2 separate regions of the Homo sapiens genome follow, and region 2 is linked to region 1. The links are chromatin loops, found by intact Hi-C in ENCODE. Cell type or tissue: Calu3. All regions are shown on one strand.

What was found. Hi-C counts contacts between places; a loop is a spot of excess contacts. Peaks named below come from ENCODE experiments on the same cell type or tissue, not always from the same donor. Only the 100,000 strongest peaks of a DNase experiment are listed, where the experiment ranks them.
Region 2: a loop joins it to region 1, with 6 times the contacts of the local background. A loop is called at or near these places in 2 of 110 quality-filtered maps.

What each region holds. Positions count from the first base shown.
Region 1 is chr1:56,185,792-56,193,791 of GRCh38, forward strand. No RefSeq gene overlaps it. Among named protein-coding and RNA genes, the nearest start is that of LINC01767, 230 kb to the right of the region's middle. In Calu3, no CTCF peak of the experiment used is centred here; a DNase peak (open chromatin) is centred at 4,440.
Region 2 is chr1:56,327,664-56,335,663 of GRCh38, forward strand. It overlaps LOC124904186 (a long non-coding RNA gene), which reads right to left and starts at 4,653. Exons shown (of 4, transcript XR_007066107.1): 1 at 1-4,653. RefSeq lists an enhancer at 4,750-4,809. In Calu3, no CTCF peak of the experiment used is centred here; DNase peaks (open chromatin) are centred at 3,698 and 4,718.

The DNA of each region.
Region 1 (8,000 bases):
CCCATCTCAAATATATAGAGAAGATAGTTTTCTCCATATGGACAAGATAGAACATTGATTCAGGAGCTGGTTGCTCTGAGACACAATTAAGAATCAGCCTAGAATCAGTGGTTGGAATCTTACATTGCCTTGTTAGAAGGAAAAAAAGCATTAATGTAGGATTTATATATTGGAAAGCTCTACAGAAGCTGAAATACAGTAGCAAATGAAACGAAGAGTCTTAAGAAAACAGGAGTCATTACAGAATTAACTAAATATACTAATTTCTGTCCTTTTCTGGAAAGCTGGTAAAAATCCCTACAGATCAATTTGCTGTTTTACAAAGAAAGCATCAAACATTGCTCAGTGCTGTTAGGAGACAATTCTCCATGGTTCTCTCCTGTTCCCACATGTCTTCTGAGCAAAGGCACTGACATCTTTTGTTCTGGGCTATGTTTTCAAGGATACTTATATAGTAAACAACCTCAGAAGACAGAGACGGTGTCTTTCTCTGGAGTAGAGAGCAGGATTTTTGCTTTCCAATATAAAAGAGAAAGATTTCCCAAGCTCAGGATTCCTCATTAGTGAAGAAACCCCTCTATGTGGGCCACTCTATATCGCCCTCATGGTATTTGGAAGACAAGCGTTGCCGATGAGAACAAGAAGCTCATGCTGTTTGCTGTATGATGGGTAAAAGTCCTTTGTCTCTGGTCTCAGAGTCTTGTGACTTCTGTCAGCATCCATGAAACAGGCAGAGTAACCTGTATTACTTTGCAAGCAGGGAAAAATTGCAGACCCTTTATATTTCTTAAGTGTTACATCTAAGGTTAGTGGTTGAATACATTAAATTCAAATTTAATGAATATATGTCAATCACTTACTATATGCCAGGGGCTGTGCTAAGTATTTGACATCTATTATCTTATTTAAGCTTCACGTTGGTTCCATGAGAAACTGAGGCATAACTAGTTACATAACCTACTAAAAGACCCATAGTTAGTGAGTGACATTTTCACGCTTCCCAGCCCAGGTAGTCTGACTAGAGCAGCTACTCTTAATGACTTTCTATTTCTGCAGCAATATTTTCAATTATTATTGTTGTCCCTATTAAAAATAAGAAAATAGATTCTGAATTATAAGTGTTTGCTCATAGTCTCAAAATTTATTCATGCGAAATTATGATGTTAACTCCATTATGAAATCAAAGGCAATATTTATTATTAAGTAAAGAAGTAGCTTTCAAATATTTTGCATTAAAATCTTGATTCTTACTGTAATCTTCTAGTATATTCTATTCATTTTGTAATTCTTTTTCTAAAAGCAATAAAAGCACAATGTTGCAGATAAAGTCAACGAAAAGATGCTAAAATTAGTAGACAAAAGTTTGAGGAGAAAGAAGATTTGCATAATTTCCAATTATCTTTTCCAAGAAATGTATCAACTGCAAAGAAAAAATGGTAACTTTATAGTAGAGAAACCCAGCAGATACCAACTTAACCCAGTGATTAAAATACATTACCAGCAAAAAATTAAAAAAAAATGCAGGGATTATTCTGTATTTCAAGAAAAAATACATTACCAGCAATAATACAAATCAATAGCATAAACTCCTAGATGTAAGAGGGACACAACATTTTTTCTTAGTATTGCTACAAACATGTATAACCTCATTCCTATCATGAGAAAATACTAGACATACCCAAATTGAGAGACATTCTATAGAATACCTAATCAGTATTTATTAAAACTGTGAAGCTCATGAAGACAACGAAAGCAGAACTGCTGCAAACTGGAAGAGACAAAGGAGAAATAACAGCTGGATGCAATCTGAGATCTTAGACAAGATCCTGGAACAGACAGGGAAAAACATTTGTGTTAAAATGGGTGAAATTAGAAAAAGGCCTGTAGTTGAGTTAATTATATTGTACCAAATGTTCATTTTCATCACTTGATAATTGTACTATGGTTATTTAAGATATTAACATTAGGTGGAACAGGTAGATAACAGAATTCTTTGTATTATTTTTTCCACTTGTCTGTAAGTCTAAAATTAGTTCAAAATAAAATGTTTCAAAAAATAAAATGATGTTGCTTATGTAAAACAATTCTTTATGAAATGTAGTATAGTGGTTAAGAGCATCTTTTCTGTATTCAAACCCTAGCTTTTTAACTTATAAACTATATAATTTTGGGCAAGTTATACCTATCACTCTGGGCTTCAATTTATCTCAAAAAGTAGTATCCTAATACCCACATTGTGTTTGTTACGAAGATTAAATAAGGAAATCCTTGCTAAAAACACAGGTCAACACAAAATATACTCTTAATATATTTTCTCTTTTCTTGTAATAGCCAGTGGTTCATCTATGTCAGGAAGCCATTGGGTTTCATCTGCCAAAAGATGCCCTCATCAAAGACACCAATCACCTCTTGAGAATGAAAAGCAAGAGAATACAAGGAGAAAAGATATGGCCTCGTTAGGATGTGCTTTGAACCAGGGGTTGTCAGCTCAAATGCCTACAAGGACCAAGCCTATGACACCAGCTAGTGGAGTCAACCTGGGCAGGAATGTGGTGAGCTGGAGAGCCAGTGTGCTCTCCAAGGGGAACAGCTGTGTTCCTGCTGTCACCATGATAAATTGTGGCCCAGTATTGCCAGATCTCCCAATTTTGCAAGAATCTTGGCTTTTTATAAGAAAACTCCCAACTTCTAAATGTTGGTAAATAGTTCAAAAATGTAAAGCATCCTGGTTCTAAGACTACAAATGCCAAACCCCAAAAGCGAGTGAGCCAGATGCAGCTGGTGGGTTCCACCTCGATTGCCAACTTTTTAGCAGGTACAGCTGGTGAAGTAGGGAGTGGGTGGGGTTTTTGTATCCAAAATGCCTGGGTACAAATTCACTCTGTGGTTAATTAGCGTTACCCACACACACATGCTTACACATGCACACGTACATGCACACCAGTTACCTCATCATATATATTTGGTAGGCTCAGAATTAAGCAAAATTGAAGATAATTTTTAAACTGCAGATTTCAGAAATTTTTATATACTCAGGTGCATTATGAATCCTGATTAGAGTCTATGTAAGCTATGTATACCTTTTATTTTCTTCCAACGTCATCAGCCACCTAGGCATTTTCTGAGGCACTACTCATGGCACAAGCATTCTGTGAAAACACATATGGGACCCTGGACTAGATGGTTTCTAATGCTCCTCCCAGCCCTGACCCTCCTTGTTCCTGAGCTCAACAACAAAAGGATCTTTCTTTTTCCCCACAGTGCTTGGTGCATGGTGCACCACTGGTAAATGCTTACGGAACTAATTGCCTCTTGCAAAGGAATTTGGGGCTCACAATAGTGTCTGTACTTCAGATTAGGAGGAAAAAAAAAAGAAATCAAGCCAGATGCCACAATGGACTAAAACAAGCTCCCCGACTTTGCCAGTTGGTTTTGATTGTTTACAAAGAAAAAGCCAAACAAAGAAGGAGGTGGAATTTATTTCAGTAAACAGCATCTTTCAAAGAGAAAGAACTCAGTCTTCTCTAAGAGAGGTGCCCTCACTGCTGTTACAATCAGAAAACGTTTGCAAACAACCACTTGGTTAAAGAAAACAACATGTTCAAACAACAAAACCATGGGTTTTCTCAGAGCATTTGGGGTGTGTTTGTGTTTGTGTGTGTGTTTGTTTGGGAAGGAGGGTGGGAGGGATGCACTTGCATACATAGTCATCTTCAAGTCTAAGAGCATTTTGGTGTCTCAAGATAGGAAAGTAACAGGTTTTTAAATGCAGTGCATTGAAGCTGCAAGCGATTTTACACCCTGTCTTGCCAAATATTCCTCAATCTGCAGATAACACAAACAAGTCCCAGGGAGGTTAAGTGGATTTCTTAAGGAACAGATTCCACCCCTGTTCCCTGTCTCCCCTTCTCTTTTCTTCCTAGTGTTCTTTCCCCAGTATGCTGCCTCTTAGAGCACAGGAATATTTTAAGAAACAGTTTACGAAGCCACAACTCTAAATACATAATACCAGCAACAGTGATACAAACATGGGAAATGGCAGAAGTGAAACAGAAGAGTAAAGTGTTAGTCAAGGCAAGGAGGTAAACTCTAAAGCAACACAATTGCATGCACTCCTAAATCCAAAGGAAATCCGATCTCATTGCTGGGAGATATTATAAACTACGACAATAATAATAGCTCTGCCTAACAATGAACATTCCCTAAGCGCTCTCTTTGTGCCAAGCACTGTCTTGAATGCTTGTTCTCTGTCTTATTCAATCTCACAGTTACTGCCTCTGCAAGAAAGGTGGCGCTGTCATGATTTCAACAGAGGACAAAACTGAGGATCAGGAGGCCCGAATAAGTAATTGCCCAAGGTTACGTAGTGCAGAAGTAGGTATGCTGGAATTTGAACTCGGATCGATCTGATTTCAAAGCCCTGAATAGTTCTACCACATCAAGGGCAGGAATGATGCGAAGCCACTTACGTATTATGGTACTTGTCAGTGTTTGTGTACCTAAAGACAATGCTCATTTTATGTCTACTGTGTGCCCAATGTGTGTCAGTCACCATGGTCAGTCTGAGGATGAAGCAATGAGACCCTGCCTGGTCATTCAAGGAGGGATCAGGGGAGGAATGAGGGAGACAAGAGAAGCATTACAATCTGGGCCATAAGAGAGCATACAGGGGTCCAGCACACCTAATACCAGGGTCCTAAAAGGGTATATGGAACTGATGGCATTGAAGGTGATCCTTAAAAGAGGAACTCAAAGAGGAAGCAGGAAGAAAATGCTGCTTTAGATACAACGAACTGGAAAATCAAAGATCAATGGCAGCAGGGACTCAGGGGGAGTCAGAGAAAAAGCATCCACTGGCACATAGCTGGAGTCTGAGGTGTGTCCTGAAAGGTAAAGGGAGACGATTTTGAAAAACTGGAGGATTTTGAACTTTGGGCTGAGCAGTTTGAACTTTATGTTGCAGGTTATGAGGGTAGGATGGGGGTAGGTTAAATTTAAGACATAGGACCACAGAAATGTCCTAACTGAAACAGGAATTAGCCTGTGGGAAACAGGAATTCAACAGGGGCCCTCTTTAAGAGTCAGACAGGGCTGTGTTAGAACTCCAGCTCTGCCACCCACTAACTGTGTGGCCTTAGATGAGTTACTCCCCTTGCTGAGCCTCCTCTTCCTCATTTGTGAAATGGAATAATAATACTATCTAGCTCATAAGATTGTTGTGAGGGTTAAAGAAGCATCGACTGCAAAGCGCCTTTGCAAATGCCTTACACATGTGAGTTATTATTCAGTGGTGAGTCCTGATTTCCATAATGTTTGATTTGTCAGTGGTTTGGGGTAATCAGTGCCGACGTCTTTCTCCCTTCAAAGCTTGCGCCATGGCTGTGATTCACAGAGAGTTTGTGGAAGGCAGCACTAGTTTAGTGGCAAGCAGGCTCAGTTTCTGATTCTAGCCCCGCAGTCATTGGCGGGTCCTGCATGGAATGACTTCAGGCCAAATAAAACCTCTCTCTGGGATTTAGAGTCTTCTTTCAACACAGTGGGTGGCATAGAGTTGACAATCAGCAAATAGTGGTGTCCTTTTCTTCCTTTCTAAGTCTGGTATTGCCTGTGTGTCTAGAAACCCATTTAACTTCCCTGGGCCTCAGTTTCCTTGTTAAGAAAATGGGAATAATCATCTTCACTGGATACTTTGTAGGATTATTTTGAAGCTCAAACAGCAGTTGGGATAAGATGGTGCAATGCTTTGTAAGCTGAATCACTTTACAAACATACGGGATCATTATTATAAACTGAGCCAAGTTCAAATGGTTCCACTGAAATTCTGAGTCCCTGAGGCTAAAATGAGTTAATATTTGGAGTGGCCTCCTGAGCTCCAAGGAAGAATAACAATGAAACTTTCATCTCCTGGACTAATAATAGTGAAAAACAGTTCACCGTTATGGGCCTATTCATCGCTACCCCGTGAAAACAGAGCTAACTGCTATAAAACGAGGCCAATTAAATCTACACAATTCTGCTTCCTGCCTCCCATCCATTTCACCTATTCTCCCCCTCTCCCAAATAATAGCCTTTCTCCCCTCCCTTCTCTTCATGGTGAAGTCTTACATCTGTGAAGATCATAAAACGCATGACAGCCATTGGGGGAAAAAAAATCACACTAGTACACACACACAAACACACACACACACACACAAACACATCAGCACATCCCTCCCCAGCAGTGTCCTTAAGAAAAGGAATAACCAGTTGGAGACAGCTGCATTGATGGTGCCACTAAGCAGCCCTGGTGACATGGCCAAGGGCATTTCTTGACTCCTTTGCACGTGCTCTGCACACCAAGACACACAGGCTTAGCCTGAAATCAGCCCTGAGTGGACATTCAGAACTTAAATGCTCTTTAATTAAAGCAAATATCATGGCATTTGTTCCAAGAGTCTGCAAGAGTTACTGACCAGCGGACTTCCTTGAGTTCCTTTCCCTGTCATAAGAAGTTGAAAATATCACCTCACAGATCACCCATAGATGTTTAATGCCCTAATTTGGAAATACTGCATTTCTGTTTTTATTTTTAGTTTTGCAACTTTGGGAACAGTGCAAAAGAGAAAGACCTAGGTTATGATGGAATGAACACTGGACATAAAGTGAAACCACCAGAATTCAAATGCTTACTATGTTCCTTATAAGTTGTGTCACCTTGTGTAAGTCACTTCTCATCTGCAATACGGGGAAACAATGCCCACTTCTCAAGTGCTGGGGAGCTCAATAGAAGTATCCCAGAAATAAAAAGCCTCATATACTGTACGTTTCTCCTGTTGAGTAAGTGTGAGTTGTGATCCCTCAAAAGGGCGACGAATTAGGATCAGGAGCCATAGAACCTGAATCTGGCCTCTGTTGCTAACCAGTTGGGTGACCTTCACAAATCATTGCACCTCTTGGAGGCTCATTTTTCTCACACCATTCAAGAAATATTCGCAAAATTTCTATCATGTGGCAGGTTCTGTGTATAATTCCATGAACTCTTAGTCAAATATAAGGATGACTATGACATTTTTGACTACTGGTTAATGATATGAATTGTGTAATTTCATTATTTCAATGTCGTATCTTCCCTTATGATCTCCATTTCGAGGTTGTATTGTTCTCTGTGATCTTAACCTTCTATTCTAATTTATATTGTCCTAGTTTCTGAATATTAAATATTTTTAATTTATACTTTACTATTTTAATAGAGCCATACTGAGTAAGTTGCTATGAATACTTTGTAGGGTGGAATGCAATACTGATATATAAACAAATTAATAAATAAGAGCAGAGGAAATATTCCCAGATTAAAATTTATTAATTTTGCCTAAGTAAATCTGATTGTCATTCTCCGATTACCCAACCCCAAACCTATCTTTATGTGAGATTTAAAATAAAGATGCTCGACCCGGTGCGGTGGCTTATGCCTGGCATCCCAGCACTTTGGGAGGCCGAGGCAAGCGGATCATGAGGTCAGAATATCGAGACCATCCTGGCCAACATGGTGAAACCCCGTCTCTACTAAAATACAAAAAAATTAGCCGGGCATGGTGGTATGTGCCTGTAGTCCCAGCAACTCAGGGGGCTGAGGCAGGGGAATCACTTGAACCCGGGAGGTGGAGATTGCAGTCAGTCGAGATCGCGCCACTGCACTCCAGCCTGGTGGCAAAGCGAGACTCCGTCTAAGATAAATAAATAAATAAGCTCACTTTTCCAAGATTAAACAATAGTTAAACGCCACCCCCCCCCCAAAAAAAGAGAGAAAGATACATCTGAGAAGGTTACTATAATTCATACATATTTTAAAGGATAATAGCAGCAGCTTTCCTGACAAATAGTTTTGAAAATGAGAGGGAAGGGTTCAAATCAAAGAGTGTTTTCTTTGACACTATGAGGGCTGATGGCAAGGAAAGGGGTGGTGAGAGCAGGGCACAACTGACCAAAGTGGAGGGACCTAGCTTTGTGCTGAGGATCTGATA
Region 2 (8,000 bases), 140 kb after region 1:
ATATACACGTATCATATTGTATGCTTTCAATATGTGCAGTTTATTGTACATGAAGAAGAAGGAAGAGGAGGCAGCAGGGGATCAGGAAGAAGAAGCAATAGTAGCTATGATGCTAAGAGTCGCTCTTCTGCGTCATCCAGAGGCAAGCAAATAGTGTCTTCTGCCTTCTTTATGGCTCTCAGCTCCAGGCTAAAATTAGAATAATAGATAAAGCAACTATAGAACAAGGCAGTTGTCCAGAATATTGATTTGGCAAACACTTTTCCAGTGCTTTCTGCTTGCCAGGCTCTCTACTAAGTGCTTTGCATTACTTATCTCACTTAATTCTCTTATCAGTCCTCTGTGGTAAGTACTATTACTATCCTCGTTTTACAGATGAGGAAATAGACCAAAAGTGTTAAGTGCCATGTCCAGGGTTATATGGCAAAGCCAAATTAAATAAAGTTATATAAAAGCAACTCATAGGGCCCAGGACAGAGCAGGCACTTTATAAATATGAGTTGAGACCACTCTACTTGGTATATGTCGGTGAAGGTGACCTTGTCCAGTGATTGAGAATGCAAACTCTGAAGTGGAACAACTTTGGTTCAAACCCATTCACCAGCTATGGGAACTTTGGCTTAGAATTTCACTTCCTGTGCTGTTTCTTCATTTGTAAAACAGGGCCTGATTTAAAGGTTTAATGGAGTAATATGTATAAAAAATATGGAATGATAGTTGATAGGCAATAAATTCTCAAAATATGGCACTTATCACATTAGTTGAGTCTTGGTTTGTGCAGCATTTGTTGATTGATTGATGAGAGAAAACACATAGCAATGTTGTACCATCCTCAATAAAATCCACTTGAGAACTCACCAAAATGGTAGTCATATTCTCATTTACTATGCTATTCAGAGCAAAAAAGAGATCTATCTTCCAAACAAAACCCATCATTTGTGTCCTAACAAATTTACTTCTCATCATCAATTCCTCTCTGGCCCTTCCTGGCCATCTCAGGACTCCCTCAACACCCTGTGAGTGAGCCTTAACCTGAGGTCACTTTCTCTTCCTGGACAGACTCCCATAAGCCAGTGCCTCTCTGCCTTCCACTTCTCTTCTTGAACATCCTCATCCTTGGGGCTCTTAAGCTCTCGGGATAAATGGTTCAGAGCCATCTGTGGTATGCTGTCCTCTTTGGACAGAGCTTGTAGCCTAACATTCTACTTTGCTCACTACACACCAGCCACATTAATGAGATGACTGTATTATTTTTCCATCCAGTAGAGATGCTTTAGGGAGTGCAAAATAGCCCTATTAATAAGGACTCTGGGTTTAAATGGGACTATCCCCAGAAAACAGCCTATATCCTGTTCATATGACCACCTTCACAGACCTTCTCTCCATTCTTGGTTTGTGCAAAACTCCTTTGCAACTTCATGCATGCTGCTTTACTTAAGCAAGACATCCTTCCTCTCCCCTTTAATTCCACCACCTATGACTCATCCCATTTCACTTTCAATGACACTTTCAGGCACAGGCCCTCACATCACCCTATATTCCTTTCTTATAGTACTTTTCATAAAACTGTTTCATAACTTATATAATGGCAAAGAACCCTAGCTTGGTGGCTCTTAGTACCAACCCTGTAACCTTTGACAAGTCACTTAATTATTTTCAGGCGCAGTGGCTCATGCTTATAATCCCAATGTTTTGGGGTACTGTGGTGGGAAGACTACTTGAGGCCAGGAGTTCAAGACCAGACTGAACAACATAGCAAGACCCCCACCTCTCCAATAAATAAATAAATAAATAAATAAATAAATAAATAAAAAGTTACTTAATTCTCTGGGCCTCAGATTACACATGTGTTAAATGGTGATGATAATAGTGCCTATTTTGTGGGGTAATTTTGAAGGGTAAATGGAAAAAAATTTCCATAAATCACTTAACACAGTCCTTTGGTAAGAAGAAAGCTCCTAACAAAGGTTTTTCTTGGGTTTGGTTGTTGTTATCACCATTGCATTTTCCAGTTTGCAGGGCCCTTTCACATTTGGTGTGTTCTTCCTGGTAAAGGACTAGGTTTGTCCTGTTAGAGAGTTGTCAAATGGACTCTGAGAAGTCAAGTGGCTTTACTCAGGTCACAGCTGGCAGGACCAGGGCCTGAATCCTAAATACTGATGCCACAGTGGGTTTCATTGCTGCTATTTTGACGTCCGTTCTAGCACTCAGTTCTACTGTTTCATAGAGTAGGGAGATGTTGCTGTGAAGGCTTCACTTTACTTCAACATGCCTATATGAAAGTTGGCTAAGTGCTCAGAAAAGAAGTAGCTTTTGAACAGAATGCATTTATAGCTAAAGGCTTCCACACTGGGAGTCAGTGTCAGAGAGATTAAATACCTAGTCTTGGGAATGACATCTGGCTTTAAATCAGCACTCCGCCACTAATCATCATGTGGCCCTGGGCAAGTCCCTTGATCTGTACAAGGCTCAGTTTCCTTGTATATAAAGTGGAGATTGCAATGGCACCTCTGTCTTCTAAAGCAGATTGCATAATACAGGCATGTAGCAATACTAAATAAATGTTAACTAGTATTCTGATCTAATTTTTAAGCTCCAGTTTGTGCCTACTGCTCTTGAAGTAAAGACCAAACTCCTTAATATGATCTACAAAGCTTGGATCTATCTAAGTGAACCTGTTTAGCCTAACATCCCACTTTGCTCACTACACACCAGCCACATTAATGAGATGACTATTATTTCTCCATCCAGTAGAGATGCTTTAGGGAATGCAAAAAAGCTCTATAATGAATACACTGGGTTTACAAAGGGACTATCCACAGAAAACAGGACCATATGGTCATGTTACACATTGACTTTCTCTCCGTTCTTGGTTTGTGCAAAACTCCATTGCAACTGCATGCATGCTGCTTTACTTAAGCAAAATGCCCTTCCTCTCCCCTTTAATTCCACCACCTATGACTCATCCCTCTAGTTTCATTTTCAATGACACTTTCAGCCATAGGCCCTCACAGCACCCTATATTCCTTTCTTATAATACTTTTTCATAACTTTTGTTTGAACAACTACTTCTCCATCAAGATTGATTTATATCTATCTCTCCCACTAGACTGTAAGCTTCATGAGCATAGACTATGACTGTCTTATTCATCATTATATCAAGTTTCTAGCAGTCACTGAATGAATGAATGAATGAATAAAATTATTATTATATATGACCTGCACAATAACTCTGTAAGATAAAGAAGTATTATCATCTCCATTTTATAGATGTAAAAATGAAAACAGAGAAGTTAAGCAACTTGCCCAAAGTGACACAGTGAGTGAAGTATTGAATACAAGGGACTCTGACCTAGAGTAAGACTCCCAGCTCAATACATTTTCTGCTACTCCATATTGTCTCTTAATATCCTATCTCCATGTCTTTTGGATCTGAAAAACTCAGCCTCTATTACCGACAGCTAATGAATACAAGAGAGATTTCTCTGAACACAGACAAGCCCTCTATCCCTTCTCTTTTAGTGGGGGCTGTTGGAAAGGAAGCTTACTTCAAGTAGATATAAGAAATAAACATTTTTGCCAGCTTGAATGCAGCCTAATCCAGTGGTTATTTAGATTAAAACCCCAGGGCAGTGTCCAGGCTGACCTCATCTCTATGTGGCAGAAGAGTGCCACCAGGTTCAGCCACACTCAGGAGCCTCAGCCCAGGAGAAGTACATAAGGAAATAGTTCAGAATCCCAGTGCTCCAGGGGAGCCTTGATGACTGAAACTTGAGAGGCCTCCTGAACTTGGAAGAGAGGTCAGGCCACCAAATGCTCCATTGTCCATTGAATGTTACATCCCATGCAATTCCAGATAACTCAATACTACAGTATTCTCTTACAACTGAGAGCATTATATTTTTCAAATGCTTCCATAAACAGCTTTGTTTTCCTTTTAACCTATCAACAACTAAAAAAAAATGTGGGAACAAGTAATGCAGTAAAAAATGGTTACGTGCATGGGATTTGGAGTCAGACAGGTTGAATCCCATTTCTGCTGCCTTCTAGCTATGGAACTTGAATAAGCCACTGAGCCCCTGTGAGCCTCCGTTTTCTCATGTGTAAAATAAAGATACTGTATTACATACAGAGACATCATAGAGTCAGTCAGGTGATGTATGTAAAATGCTTTTCTCAGAAGTTCAATATTAATAGTACTTAAGTCAGAATTTCTGGACTCTACTTTGTTGAGTGGGATTTCTTTACAGTGAGGCCCACCAGCAAATATCCACCTCCTAGTTCATCTCCATAGTTAAATAGCAGGCTGAGTAAATATTTGTGACATGAATCAATAAGCCAGTGAACCTTTGTCCCGTTATGGCACCAAGAAACCTTTCCCTCTCTCCTGGTTTGGGGCCTAAATGCTTCTGGAATAATGAGCTGTCATGGATTGATGAATCACAAAGCAGTGGACTTACAATGCCTTCCAAGCAATCAGGTTTAAAGAAAAATCCTTTAGGGCACATTGATGCGGGGTGAAAGAAAGCGAGGCTGGGTCCTGATGAATCCCACACGCAGCCTGACAGAGTGAATGGCAACCTCTTCAAATCGGTTCTTGGCGGAGGCACTCGGGGAGTTCTTACTTACCAGCCTCTCCAGACCTGTCTGTCTGTCCACCGCAGACTCTACCTCTGACTGGGGAGGCCTGAGTCAGGCGACCAGGGGATCCTGCTGATTGGAGTCAGCTCAATGACTCGTCAGCTGGAAAGAGGGGGATATTGAATTCATCAGTCATGTTGACAGGGGGCGTGGGGTGGAGAGTGCAGGGGAAAACCCAGTGTTGGGCAAAGCTGTGAAGAACACTGAGTTAGACTTGGGCACGATAACCCCTTGAACCAAATTAATGACCCACAGGCTCCCATTGTTTTGTTTCAAATTGTACTGAATGATGGATAATAAATGTTAGCCCTTGGGTCTCACTCAAATATCTAAGAAAACAGTAGGCAATTTCTTAAATTTTTTTTTCCGAGTGTTTTCATGTATCTTTAAATGTTATACAACATTTATATTTCAGTAATTGGACACGCTGATACTACCTGGGATGGTAGCAGCCAATTGGGATTTTTTTTTCTTTTCTTTTCTTTTTTTTTTTTTTTTTTTTGAGACAGAGTCTCACTGTCACCCAGGCTGGAGCACAGTGGTGCGATCTCGGCTCACTGCAACCTCCACCCCTCAGGTTCAAAGATTCTCATGCCTCAGCCTCCTGAGTAGCTGGGATTACAGGCATGCACCATCACACCCAGCTAATTTTTGTATTTTAAGTAGAGACGGGGTTTTGTCATGTTGGCCAGGCTGGTCTTGAACTCCTGACCTCAAGTGATTTATCTGCTTTGGACTCCCAAAGTGGTGGGATTACAGGCATGAGCCACGGCACTTGGTCAACAAATTGGGATTTATTAAACACCTATTTTGTACCATGTGAATATATATATATCTGTTATTTTACTCATTTCTCTGAGAGGGGTGCCTACATAATTCCCAAATTATAGATAAGAAAACAGGGAAAGACAGGTGACTAATTTGCAGAGTCACTTTACAAGACAGTGACAGAGGCTGAACACAGTGGCTCACACCTGTAATCCCAGCATTTTGGGAGGCCCAGGCAGGAGGATTGGTTGAGACCAGAAATTTGAGACCAGCCTGAGAAACACCAAGGCCCCATCTCTACAAAAAATAACAATTAAAAAATGAGCCAGGTGTGGTGGCAGATGTCTGTAATCCCAGCTACTTGGGAGGCTGATGCAGGAAGATCACTTGAGTCCAGGAGTTGAAGGATGCAGTGAGCTATGAATGCGCCATTGCACTCCAGCTTCGGTGACAGAGAAGGACCCTGTCTCTGAAAAAAAAAAAAAAAAAAAAAAAAAACAGTGACAGAACCAGAATTTTAACTCAAAGCTATGCAACTCTAAAGTGTATCAGTCCATGCCCTGCCCCTTTTGCCTCTGCTCCAAGAATCAGTAGCAGGGGTTGGTTTGGCCCATTGCTCACCAGTTGATAGCATGTACATGTGTTTCACTGGTTAAGTTTTGAAGTGAATTGTTTCTCCCAACAGCCTTGTTAAGTGACCAAGCTAAATTTGAGGTCAAGTGTCTTTGGAGTCAAGAGAAGCTCTAGTCCAGCTGGTCTCTGTAAGAGTCCCTCCTAGAACTTCCTCCCCGACTGGTCTACTCCAGGAGCCACCAAGATGCACCTTTTTCCAGATATTCAGAGCCAGAACAGTCCTTGAAATTCTTCTTTTTCAGATTGCTGGGGCTGTCCTAATTAGCACAATGGTAATTGTTGGGAGGGGAGTTTGACAGTTGGCCCAGGGACCTGGGCCAAGGCCCCCTCTGGCTATGATGTTCTGAGATTATGTGAATTGAAGGGTTCCCTCTGGTTCAGAATCCATATTCCACACTCTGCTCTCTCAGCCTGGCTTCCATGTCCAGAGATTATATGCTAGCTTTAGTACTTTTAGGCTAATGATACTGAATCACAGGTTTGGAAGGGACTTTAGGACTGTCAGGTCCAATCTACAATTCAATAGTTGGATCTCATCTGCAATATCCCTGCCAATTGGTTTCCCCTCTGCTTACCCTTCTCCAGCAATGAGGAGCTCATTACCTCATTCCTTCTTTGGATAATGTGGCTGTTAGAAAGTTCTTTCTTTGCTTTAAGTTGTTTCAGGCAGAAGGGACAACATGAGCAAAGACGTGGAGGAGAAAACAGCTTGCGTCACTCAATGAGGATTTGGAATCAGAAGACTAGGGTCAAGACCCACATCTCCTACTTCTTAGCTGGTGACCTTGGATAGGAATTTAACCCTCGTGAACTTAAGTATTTCTTTTCTTAGCTATGAAATAGGGTTAATACCTGCCCTATCTACCCCCAGGACTTGCTGTGAGGATCAAATGAGAAAATGAATAGCTACTTTCAGAGAAAAAGGGTGTGTACATTTGTAACAGGATAGTTATTATCATTGACAGTTTTTTTGTTTGTTTGTTTGTTTGTTTTTGAGACAGAGTCTCACTCTTTCATCCAGGCTGGAATGCAGCAATGTGATCTCAGCTCATTGCAACCTCTGCCTCCTAGGTTCAAGTGATTCTCATGCCTCAGCCTCCTGAGTAGCTAGGATTACAGGCATGAGCCACCATGCCTGGCTAATTTTTGTATTTTAGAGATGGGTTTTACCATGTTGGCTAGGCTGGTCTCAAACTCCTGACCTCAGGTGATCTGCCCACCTCAGCTTCCCAAAGTGCTGGGATTACAGGCATGAGCCACAGCACCCGACCATCACTGATAATCTTTTATCCAACTTTTTCCACTTTGAATAAGAAAGGAACCAAAGCAGTTGTCTTTGATTTGTTTTGCTACTATTTGCAAGGCAAGAGGTTTGACACTTGCCATAAAATGCAGAAGTAGCACTTGCCCAAATTTTGTCCTTTAGTGGACTCAATATATTTTCAGACAGCATCATGAAATGGTATCTCACTCATGCCCAAATCTCCTTCCCAATTCAGGCACATTGTTTGGGTCTCCCTGGGGAAAGGGCCGACACTTGTGCTCATTTGCACCCAAGCTGCTGAGGGCTTGCACTGACAGAAACAGATGTCAGCAGGGTGAAACCAACACATTAATTTTGCCTGATGACCTAAGCCAGATGTGGATAGAAGTCTCCAGAGGTAAGAAAGAGGGCGAGAAAAGATTATGGCCTCTCCCTGCTGTACCACAATCCATTCCGATTTTTCAAGATTATCTTTCAGCCATCAGCCCCAAAACTGACTAAATATCTCATGCAGCCTTTCTGAGCCAGCATCCCCAGGCTCTCCAGATTTGACCATCTCTGAATAATTGTGAGTATCACCTTTCAGGAAAGACCTCCCTGACCATTTCAAATGCCACAGTTCTTGATCTAGATGATATATCATTTCATTCTCAAAATAGTCCTCTGTGGTAAGTTTTATCATTTCCTTTATTTA